Linked DNA regions of Homo sapiens: regions 1 and 2 are each linked to region 3. Evidence: read pairs that join two places in POLR2A ChIA-PET (ENCODE). Cell type or tissue: endothelial cell of umbilical vein. All regions are shown on one strand.

Region 1 (4,000 bases), 240 kb before region 3:
AAGCCAATTCTCTGCCAGGTCATTGCATTCAGACTTTCATCTTTCAGGGGATGCTAGAAACTCTTATCAGGGGAATAATCTTGTAGCCCATTAAACTGAGAGCAGCAGTTTTTTGCCTTGAAGTGCCTTTTAAGAAATTCTTTGACTGAAATCCATCCATATTCTCATTACGAATATTATATAGTCCCCAAAATATTTTCTAGGAACAGCTCTCCCCATTAGTGTTATGAAAGACCACAGCAGAGGGTCCCTGCCTCAGACAAGTGAAGGCCAAGGTGCCTGAAGGAAGGAAAGTGAGTCATAAAAGAAGTAAGTCATAAAATCACATAAAAATGTGATGTGTTGTTTGGGTTTATGTGTTTTCCTATAGTTGTGTTTTTTTATTCAGATGATTTATTCATATTATTTTCATTGAACATAACAGATTCTTTAGCCCATCTTCACCTACCTGTGACCTTGGGTTTTATGGTATGATAACAGTGTCGATTACAGTCACATTGGATACAAATCAACCCTGGAATAACCTAGTTGACAGTGTGTGGCAGACAGTTGTGGATAAACAGGGGAGACTGTCATTATTAGAGGCAGAGGGGTCGGGGCTCACATGGGAGTTACGGGCTGCATGGTGGGGACACCATGAACCCCAAGAACTAGTGAAAAGGGATGTGAGCAGCACAGTCATCCTCTTGCTGACTTTTCCATTTGGTTTCCAGGCCTGCACTTGAAAAAACAAAACATAATCATGTCTCTGAATATAACTTGGGCTTCTCCCAGCACACGGCTACTGGAAACATTACACTTTGCTTCTTCCCAGACTTCTGCATATTTTTAATTAAATTTTTATTTTTATTTTTTAAATAGAGACAGGGTCTCACTATATTGCCCAGGCTGGTCTCAAACTCCTGGGTTCAAGAGATCCTCCTGCCTTGGCCTCCCAAAGTGTTGGGATTACAGGCATGAGCCACTGTGCCCAGCCACTAATGCATATTAATAACAAAAATAATAGCTCCCAATTTTTGAGCATTTTCTTTGTGCCATGCAATATCTACGTGCTTTATAGACATTGATTATCTTAGTTAATCCTCCCATCAGCCCTGTGAGGTGGGCTAATATTATCTCTCTTTTACAAATGAGGAACCAAATACAGAGATTGGAGGGATTGATCTGGTAGGTGGCTGGGATACAAATGGAAGTTTAATGCTTACATTAAGCAGGACACGGGAGCGTTTCTTTCTTCTTCAATTTGTTTTCACCTCCAAGGCCTTGCCTTGGTCTTCAGCCCCCTGAGCTTCACCTTTCTAGCACTGGTTCTTAACTTCTTACTGAAAGAAATGACAAGCCACTGATCTCTATGAACATCAGCTTTGTGTCGACGTCTGGGGGTGAGATGCCCTAGTCAGCAGCTCATGCTGGGGTGATGGGAAGAGTGAGCAGAAAGTTTTTTTGTGTATTGCCCACCAGTGGCATCATATTTAAGCTCTTGAACAGTGCTGAGATGCATCAAAATAGGGGACATTTAGAAGAGCCTGGGGCCTTAGGGGGCCTCTTTAAAGAACAACCACCTCGGAGGAGTTTTCAGTTATCAGCCAAAGAATCCATTTCCTCCCACAAGCATAGAGCTTTGAGGGCATATTTTATGCTGTGGCTTCTGAGAGCCTATTTTTATCACTGTCCAGTTATTGATGAACTGAAATGTCTTTTATTTTCCATTGACACTGTCATCTTTTGCTATTTATTTTAGGTAAATATAATGTTGTGAGGGCAAAACTTCACCTCTATTTCCACAAAACAGAAGAGGAGCAATTTATGAAGCTATTTGATTCATTCTCAAGGAGATTCTTTCTTAGTTAATAAAGATGGTTGCAGTCCTGTTTTGAGTTTCTGGGTGGGACTTTTCTTTTCTTTTCTTTTTTCTCTCTTTTTTTTTTCTTTTTGAGATGGAATCTTGCTCTGTCATCCAGGCTGGAGTGCAGTGGCTCGATCTCGGCTCACTGCAACCTCTGCCTCCTGGGTTCAAGTGATTCTCCTGCCTCAGCCTCCTGAGTAGCTGGGATTACAGGTGCCTGCCACCACATCCGGCTAATTTTTGTATTTTTAGTAGAGACGGGGTTTCATCATGTTGGTCAGGCTGGTCTTAAACTCCTGACCTCGTGATCCACCCACCTCAGCCTCCCAAAGTGCTGGGATTACAGGCTGGGTGGGACTTTTCAATATGAAAGATCTTAGATTTTTAAAGTTTGTCATTTGCCTCTGCTGCTGTGTGGAGATTTCCATTTTGGAAACATTTTGCTCAGCGTCAGGACTATGTGAGCTGCTGCAGTTATGTGACCTCCTTCCCTGTCCCTTCCAGAGGGCAAGGATTTCTGCTGGGAAGGGCTGAACAGACACAGCCACGAGCTCTTGCACTGTCATTCCTCAGTCCCTGCAGGAGGATGTCCTAGAGCAACTTACAGAGCTGAGCGCTGCTCTGCCCCCTGCAGTCCCCGGGGACACGGGGGTGGGGGGAGCCCAGGGCTGTCTCCAGCAAGCTGTCCATCATTGTGGCGATTCAGAAAGCTGACCTGAGATCCAGCTGGACTTCCTGTGCCAGTACCTTCCCAGCAGCTTCCTTGAGAAATCGGCAGGCACCATCTTCCCTTCCCCTGGGAAAACTAAAGGAGTGATCCAGAAAGATCAAGACACTATGTCCCCTAATTCCCTCCCTGTTAATTTTCCTGTGAGAGAGAAACTTCTCAAAGACAGTGTTTGCCAAGGAAAATCAAGAGGGAACCTTGCCCCATGGGCTATTTTTCTAAGGGAAAGCTTAGAGAGTATGTGAAACCACCTGACTTTTAAGCCTAGAAATCAAATTTGAAATGTAGTATAAGAAATGTAGGATTTCCTTAGGTGAGGAATTATGATTTTATTTTAAACAACTTTTGAATAAGTAATGCAGTCACATGGGTCAAAATTTAAACAGATAGACAATAAATGGTCTTTCATGCCACCCTATGCTGTAGCCACTCAGTTTCAACCTTCTTGTGTATCCATTCAGAGATCTTTCATGCATTCACAGCACATGTATATCTACTCGCCACTTTTCCCACGAATGGTAGCACATTACGTTTAGCACCTTGCTTTTTTTCTTTTTTTTGAGATGGAGTCTCACTCTGTCACCCAGGTTGGAGTACAGTAGTGTAATCTTGGCTCACTGCAACCTCCGCCTCCCAGGTTCAACTGATTCCTGTGCCTCAGCCTCCTGAGTAGCTGGGATTACAGTATTTTTAGTAGAGACTGGGTGTCACCACGTTGGCCAGGCTGGTCTCACACTCCTGACCTCAGGTCCTCCTGCCTCGGCTTCCCAAAGTGCTGGGATTACAGGCGTGAGCCACTGTGCCTGGCCGCACCTTGCTTTTTTTCATTTTACAGTATATTTTACAGGTCTTTTGATATCTGTCCATAAAGAACCTTCTCTTCTCTATGGCCACGTAGTATTCTGCCATGCGAATGTACTATTAGTTCTCTATACTGTCCCCTATGGTTGGGCAATTATTTTCTATGGTTTAGCTATTCAAATCTGGACTAGTCACTGAGAACAGTTGGGAATCTGTCTACTTGGAGATATTTAAAAATGAAAGTTATCACATGGACACATAGAGGGGAACAACACATACTGGGGCCTATCAGAGGGTAGAAGGTGGGAGGAGGGAGATGATCAGGAAAAATAACTAATGGGTACGAGGCTTAATACCTGGGTGATGAAGTAATCTGTACAACAAACCCCCATGACACACGTTTACCTATATAGCAAACCTGCACATGTAAGCCTGAACTTAAAATAGAAGTTAAAAAAAAAGAAAGTTTAAATTGTACCTATAGGAGAGTGTCCCTGACAGTCCCTTTTCAACAAAGATGGTGTCAGCTGACGACTGCTGAAAACATGGACCCAGAATCCTCCACAGCAGGCCCTAAGGCACTAGGTGGCTGCTAAGAAGGATTCATTCACCTTTACAGCATTTTA
Region 2 (4,000 bases), 130 kb before region 3:
TTCTGTTTAGGCTTCTGTCTGTGATGTGGGGTTTGTTGGTAAATGTTAGCTGTTACTGAAAGTAGGATGGTGGGGGAGAATGGGCTTGGTAACAGTGATGGTGGTTGGTGGTGAGTATTTCAACATGTTGCTGTTTCTGTAGTACTTCTGGTCCTTCCTGATATAAAGGAAAAAGAACCAGTGTATCCTGAACTGCTTTATGTTTTTTATTTTCTAATTGCTTTATTGAGATCTAGTTTGCATACCATACAATTTACCCATTTATAGTGTACTAGTGAATGTTTTTTGGTATATTATTAATTTTTAAGTCGCGATAAAATATAACATTTGCCGTTTTAACTATTTTTAAATGTACAACTTGGTTTCATTAATTACATTCACAAGGTTGTACAACCATCCCCTCTTTTTTTATTTTATCAAGTTTTTGAGACAGAGTCTTGCTCTGTTACCCAGGCTAGGGTGCAATGACATGTTCTTGGCTCACTGCAGCCTCGACCTTCTGGGCTCCATTGATTCTCCTGCCTCAGCCTCCCATGTAGCTGGGACCACAGATGTGTGCCACCACACCCAGCTATTTTTTTTTTTTTTTTGAGACGGAGTCTCGCACTGTTGTCGGGGCTGGAGTGCAATAGTGCAATCTCGGCTCACTGCAACCTCTGCCTCCTGGGTTCACGCGATTCTCCTCTTGTCTCAGCCTCCCAAGTAGCTGGGATTACAGGTGCACATCATCACACCTGGCTAATTTTTTGTATTTTTAGTAGAGACGGGGTTTCATTATGTTGGCCAGACTGGTCTCGAACTCCTGACCTCGTGATCCACCTGCCTTGGCCTCCCCAAGTGCTGGGATTACAGGCATGAGCCACCGCACCTGGCCTTTTTTTTTTTTTTTTTTTTTGGAGACACGGGGTCTCACTTTGTTGCCCAGGCTGGTTTTGAACTCCTGGGTTCAAGCAATCCTCCTGCCTCAGCCTCCCAAAGTGCTGGGATTATAGGCATAAGCTACTGCATCCGGCCTTCATCACCTCTATTTTAAAAACATTTTCATCACTCCAAACAGAAACTGTACCCACTAAGCAATAACTCCCCATTCCCCTTCCCTTAGTCCCTGGAACCTTCTAATCTACTCTCTAACTCTATAAAGTTGCCTATTCTAGAGATTTCATGTAATTGGAATCACCATGTTTATCCTTTTGTGTCTGGCTTATTTCATTTAGCATAATGTTTCCTAGGTTCATCCATGTTTTGGCATTATCAGAACTTCATTCATTTTTATGTTTGAATAATCTTCCATTGTATTGATATACCACATTTTACCCAATCATCAATAGATGGACATGTGGGTTGTCTTACCATTTGGCCATTGTGAATAATGCTACAATTAACATTGGCATACAAGCATCTGTTCGGGTTCCTGCTTTCAAATCCACCTGGAAGTGGGCTTGCTGGGTCATACAGTAATTCTATTTTAGCTTTTTGAAGAACTGGCCAACTATTTTTCTAGAAAACAGTTGCTTTTGGTCATTCTCTCCTCTTGTATTTCTCTCCTCTGGTGTCTGCCTCTCTCAGATTCTTTTCCATTTCCTCCTGCTGCCTGAGAGTCATTGTACTTCCAAGCAGCAGACATGTTTGTGTCTACCCTCCCAACCATGCGTCTCCCTCCCACATTTCGGAGAGAACACCCACTTCCCTGTCCTTAGCAGCTGCCCAAGCATGTATCACCAACTGGGCCACACATCTGCCTGATCATTTCATCCCATTGTCCAGGGAGGGGGAGTCTTCATAGAAGGTCATGCACAGGTCTCCATCCACTTTGGCTGGAGGGCTGGTTCAGCCACCGAATGACCCTAGGACCTGTGAGCAGGGGGAGTCAGCGTTGTGGAGCCACAGCCCCGCAGGGTTTCAGCCCTCCTTAGACAGGCGGTCATCACACCAACGCCTTGCTTTGTTGTTCTCTGTCCACTGTGCATGTTTTTAGGAGGCAGTTTGGCCACCCTGTTTCATGGGAGGGTTGTTCTCCACTTTTCATTTGCTTACGGTGTCTCCAGTTTCCTATGAGCAAGTGAATTAATTAATGAATACTCCAACAGACTGTAAGCCTGCCTCAGACAGCCATTCTGGTTGTTGGGCTAATTGTTAGCTGGGGTTTCTGGATGTCATTCATTTCACAATAAGGCTCCTAATTAATCTCAGTGCAGTTCTCACCAGAAGAAAGGCTGATACGGAGAAACATCCCCAATTACCATGAGAAAGGAAATGTCAAGAGCCCCGTTGAGTTTTCCTGGCACCCACCCTTGTCTCAGATGAAAACCGCCATTACCGCAAGGAGGCTGCCTAGACCGACCCTGAAAACTGGAGAGTGTGAGAGCGGGAGGAGCCCCCGACCACACAAACCCAGCCTGGGGAGGAACCTACTAGTGGCTGCACCCTCTTTTTTAATAGCACCAATTGTGTTTCCCAAGATGATGTAGAGAATTTCAGTGCTGTGTACCACGTCGGAGGCAGAAATTCCTCTGCTGTCCCAGGAGCAGGCAGGGCAGTTTTTATCTGGAAAAGCTAAAGGTCTCCTCTTTTGTTTGTGTTTTTGTGCCTGCAGGACAAAAGATCCTTCATCACCGAAGTGACGTTTTAGAAACAGTGGTCCTGATCAACCCTTCTGATGAAGCAGTCAGCACCGAGGTAAGCATTCAGCTCTGTAGAATCTGGGGCCGGGCCCCACACACTGGATAGGGACCCAGTGGATTAGAAGGGCTGGGCAAATGGGGGCAGGAGAGGGACACAACAGAGAGAAGTTCTGGGTTAAGAGGTCTTTCTCAACCCCCATTAAGTGGCTGGTTCCCTGCATCGGTACCATCCAGACCACTCCTCCTGATAAGGACAAAGAAGAAGATAGTAGCTGGAACTGTAAGATTTTGTCCAGGCAAGGGAGTATGAATTTGGGGTATTTATGCTGGGGGTGGTGGGGAGTGCTGCTGGGATGGAGTCTGATAGGGATGTATTAGGGAAAAGAGACGCAAGCCCTCAGGCCGCGACATACAGGGCAAACCTGGAGAAGAATGGCATCTCAAGAATGGCATCTCAATGCAAGCCCCATTCAGAGCTCTCCTGCACACTCCTATCGCTGTGGAAAGGCAGGCTAGCATAGTGGTCAGGAGCATGGGCTGGCACCAGGTCACCTGGGTTCATAATCCCACATCTGCCTCTTACTAGGTGGGAGCCTCAAGCAAGTTATTTACTGTCTTTGTCTCCGTTTGCACCTCTGTAAAATGGGGGTCATAATAGTTTCTACATTTAATGTTCATATTTAATGTTGTGCTTAGAAGTGCCAAGTGCTTAGAACAGAGCATGGCACATAATGACTGAAATGTAAATATTAGCTGTGATTGTTATTATTACCACCATATGAAACTGTTGCTATGGAGAGTCACTGGGTATTTTGGAGCCCAGTGTGACATAAGAACTTGGTTGAAGCCAAGAGTCCCTGGTCACCCAGGCCAGAGGAGTTGCTATCACTCCACTTTCCACTTCCTTTATTATAGTTGAGCGCTTTTGAGATAGAGTTGCTTCTCGGACATGAAAGCAGCCAAAGTCCCTGGGAACCTTCATTGTTTGCAGCGTCCCTTCTACCCACACTTTGAGCATCTCTGTGACTGTATCCTGTTTTTGTAAATGGAGATATAATTCAAGGACCATAAAATTCATCCCTTTAAAGTGTGTAATTTGGTGGTTTTTAGTGTATTTACAAAGTTTTGCAACCATCACCCTTATCTAATTCTAGAATACGTCTATCACGCCCCAAAAGCCCTGAGCTCATCAGCAGTCGGTCTCCATTCTTCCCCGATGCCGACAACTGCGAACCTGCCTGTCCTGATTTGCCAATTCTGGACATTTCATATAAATATAATGATATACTATGTGGCCTTGCGTGTCTGGCTTATTTTAGCCTAACAGTTTCAAGGTTCATCCATGTCGTAGCATGTGTCAGTACTGCATTCGTTTCCAG
Region 3 (4,000 bases):
TTTTTTTTTTTTTTGAGATGGAGTCTTGCTCTGTTGCCCAGGCTAGAGTGTAGTGGCAAGATCTCGGCTCACTGCAACCTCTGCCTCCCGGGTTCAAGCGATTCTCCTGCCTCAGCCTCCGGAGTAGCTGGGATTACAGATGCCTGCCACTGCGCCCGGCTAATTTTTGTATTTTTTAACAGACGGGGTTTCATCATCTTGGCCAGGTTGGTCTCAAACTCCTGACCTCATGATCCACCAGCCTCAGCCTCCCAAAGTGCTGGGATTACAGGTGTGAGCCACCACACCCAGCCATATACTGGTTTTTAAAACAGTAAGTATAGATAGATTATATTAACTATGAATTTAGTTTCAAGATGGCAAAAGAAGAGTATGATAAAGTACTTGTTATAAGAAGGCTACCCTGGGCCTCTTATAGACAGAATGAGACTGTAAGTTTCTCATGGAGAAGCTGCGATTACTTATCTTCAGATCTTCCACAGCTCTGCTTCAGCTGGCCTGTGCACATACACCCATCTCAGAGCTCACAGCCAACTCTGCTTGTGCAATCACATCATCAGTAAAGAAAAGGATGAGATCTTTGAAAATCCCAATAAGGTAGCCATTAGAGACAGCAATGTCTCCTGCACTTATGGGAAAAATCCATAAACACAGGGGACTTTATTCTTAACTGACATAAGCCCAAAACACAGCTAAAGAAATCTGGGGGAATATATTAGATCAGCATAGGAATTGATCCAAAAATTACATCAGTCTCATAAAACTATCACCAATCTATTTATTTTATTAATGTTCCGATGATGTTATATATACCAAAGGGCAGGCAGTACCAAAAGTCTAAAGTATGCACATTTTTAAAAACTGCTCATTGAGTCAGTGATTTCTTTTGGGGCTTGGTATTTTACAAAAGAAAGGCTGTTGTCTGTGTAATATGACATAGGGAACAGGAGAAAAGAAAGTATAATTATAAGCCCAAAGCCTGGGAAGATGTTAACCAACTATTTCTCTAAACAGCTTACATGAGATTGTAACATTGCCTTCAAACCTGTCACCTGGTAATGAAATAGAGAAGAGTCAAAAAGGGCTCTGAAGACCACAAGAGGAGTTAAGAAAATAAAGAGACTGACAATAAGACAGGATGAAATATAAAATACGAAATTCTGTAAAACAGGCTGCATGAAAACCATATGGTAAAAATGGACAAAAAACAGAAGAAAGGAACTGTTTACATATTCTAAGGAGACTAATCATGGAGGCAAAAATGAAATATTAGAAATGAACAGGATAAAACTGATTTTGCCATGTATAAAAGTCTAACTCTTTAAGACTTAAAACATGCTTATCTGAATTGAAACATCATAAAAGCATAATTTCATATATACGTTATATGAATAAATGATGGAAGACATACAGAGTGACCGAAAATGACACATATAATAGTCCAATAGGTACCTACCAAGACAGTAATGTTCTTTTTCTCTTGCTTCCCATTTGTGGCTGTCTACATAGGCTGAAGAAAGCAGGTATCTTTTACCTGAGAAAATAGGCAATTATTTCAACACACATGGTTTTACAAGAGGTTCATTTTATATGTTTTATTAAATATATCTTCACTATCCTTTCAACTACTAGATTATATATTTTAAATAATCTAATACAGTACAGCAACCAATATCGCATAGTTGACAATTCAGTGAAGAACAAAATGCATTCAACCCCTAACAAGTGAAGATGCAGAAAAACAGGATTTTCACAATAATTTTTTAAATAAAATAAACAGGGTCTTGCTATAATGCCCAGGCTGGAATGCAGTAGCTATTCACAGGCACAATCCCACTACTGATCGGCACAGGAATTTTGATGTGCTCAGTTTCCAACCTGGTTCACCCTTCCTGAAGCAACCTGGTAGTTCCCTGCTCCTGGAACGTCAATCATCCTATCGATGCCAAACTTAGTGTGGACACTTGATCGGTATTGTGCACTACAGCCCAGAACTCCTGGGTGATCCTCCTGCCTCAGCCTCCCAAGTAGTTAGCATTACAGACACATACCACTGCGCTATGCCCATAATTTTATGGATAAAACTGCTAATTTTGTTCCTATAACTTTAAGACTAGGAGCCACTTGTTGCTAGTAAATTATAATCCAGGCAAGCCCTAGAACACCTTCTTAGAACCAAAAACACCTGCTGACTGTTGCTTAACTCATTAATTAAATGCTTTATAATTATTATGCCTAAAAAACATTTTCATCTTAGATCCACAGGTTTCAATCATTTCACATAAAGCAAGGAGTAGTATCTTACCCAATGAGCCAGCACCCTAGTGGTAAATTAAAGAAACTCACAAAGCCAAAGCTGAGGTAACGTACAAGATAGCATACCACTATTCCTAGCTCCTGGCACAATGCCTAGCCTTTGGCAGTGTTTAACAAACATGAGCTCAAGGAGTGAATGAGAAAGAATGAATGGCAAGTTCATCAAAATTTAAAACTTTTGTGCTTTGAAGTACAATCTCAGGAAAGTGAAAGTACAACCCAAAGAACAGGAGAAAATATTTGCAAAACATTTATCTAGTACAAGACTTGTATCCAAAATATTTCAATAAATCTTACAACTCAAAAATAAAAAAAAAGACAACCCAAATGAATGATGGGTAAAGGATTTAAACAGGTATACCTTTAAAAACATATATACACTGAGGTGGGTGGATCACTTAAGCTCAGGAGTTCAAGACCAGCCTGGGAAACATGGTGAAACCCCGTTTCTACAAAAAACACAAAAATTAGCCAGCCATGGTGGCATGCACCTGTAGTCCCAACTACTCAGGAGGCTGAGGTGGGAGAATCGACTGAGCCCGGGAGGCAGAGGTTGCAGTAAGTCAAGATCATGCCACTGCACTCCAGCCTGGGCAACAGAGTGAGACTCTGTTTCGAAAAAAAAAAAAAAAGAAAAAGTAAAATATATATGTATACACACACAAATAGCTAATAATCATAAGGACAGATGCTTAACATAATTTGCCATTAGAGAAATGCAAAACAAAATCACCTGGAGAAACGAATGATACTCACTACAATGACCACCATCAAAAAACAGATAATGACAACTGCTGGGGAGGATGCAGAGAAACCAGAAACTCATACCTTACTGGAGAGAACATAAAACAGTGCAGCTGCTTTTTAAAGAATTTGGTAGCTCCTCAAAATGTTAACATGGAGTTACTCTATCACCCAGCAATTCCACTCCTAGGTTTACAACCAAGAAAAATGAAAACTTGTGTCCACAGAAAATTTGTAAACAAATGTTCACAGTAGTATTATTCATAACGGACAAAAAGTGGAAACAACCCAAATATCCATCAATTGATGAATAAACAAAATGTGGTCTATCCTTACAATGGAATAGTATTTGGCAATAAAAAATGAAGTACTGATACATACTACATGGGTGAATCCTGAAAACATGTTAAGTAAAAAAGACGCCAGTCACAAAAGACCACATATTATATGATTCCATTATATGAGCAATCCAGAATAGGCAAGTCTGTAGAGACAGAAAGTAGATTCATGGTTGCTAAGGGCTAAAGGTGAGGATCAGGAAAGCTAGAGGAGAAATGGGGAGCAATTGCAAATGGGCATGGAATTTCTTTTTGGGATAATGAAAATGTCCTAAAATAGCTTGTGATGATGGCTCCAGAACTCTGTGTTTATACTAAAACCTTTGAATTGTATACTGCATTTGTTGTTTCTTTGTTTGTTTTTGAGATGGAGTTTTGCTCGTTGCCCAGGCTGGAGTGCAATGGTGTGATCTTGGCTCACTGCAATTTCCACCTCCCAGGTTCAGGTAATTCTCCTGCCTCAGCCTCCAGAGTAGCTGGGATTACAGGCGCCTGCCACCATGCTTGGATAATTTTTTGTATTTTTAGTAGAGACGGGGTTTCACCATAATAGCCAGGCTGGTCTCGAACTCCTACCTTAGGAGATCCCCCAGCCTTGGCCT

The links. Peaks named below come from ENCODE experiments on the same cell type or tissue, not always from the same donor. Only the 100,000 strongest peaks of a DNase experiment are listed, where the experiment ranks them.
Region 1: POLR2A ChIA-PET joins it to region 3 with 5 read pairs; 4 of 35 experiments call an interaction of 5 or more read pairs at or near these places.
Region 2: POLR2A ChIA-PET joins it to region 3 with 6 read pairs; 2 of 35 experiments call an interaction of 5 or more read pairs at or near these places.

The regions. Positions count from the first base shown.
Region 1 is chr5:72,077,036-72,081,035 of GRCh38, forward strand. No RefSeq gene overlaps it. Among named protein-coding and RNA genes, the nearest start is that of MAP1B, 28 kb to the right of the region's middle. In endothelial cell of umbilical vein, no CTCF peak of the experiment used is centred here; no DNase peak of the experiment used is centred here; H3K27me3 peaks cover 169 bases.
Region 2 is chr5:72,181,150-72,185,149 of GRCh38, forward strand. MAP1B (microtubule associated protein 1B) reads left to right here. Exons shown (of 7, transcript NM_005909.5): 3 at 2,594-2,676. Among named protein-coding and RNA genes, the nearest start is that of MIR4803, 14 kb to the left of the region's middle. In endothelial cell of umbilical vein, no CTCF peak of the experiment used is centred here; no DNase peak of the experiment used is centred here.
Region 3 is chr5:72,312,625-72,316,624 of GRCh38, forward strand. It overlaps MRPS27 (mitochondrial ribosomal protein S27), which reads right to left. Exons shown (of 11, transcript NM_015084.3): 2 at 1,457-1,534. It also overlaps the pseudogene RN7SL153P. Among named protein-coding and RNA genes, the nearest start is that of MRPS27, 5.6 kb to the right of the region's middle. In endothelial cell of umbilical vein, no CTCF peak of the experiment used is centred here; a DNase peak (open chromatin) is centred at 2,387.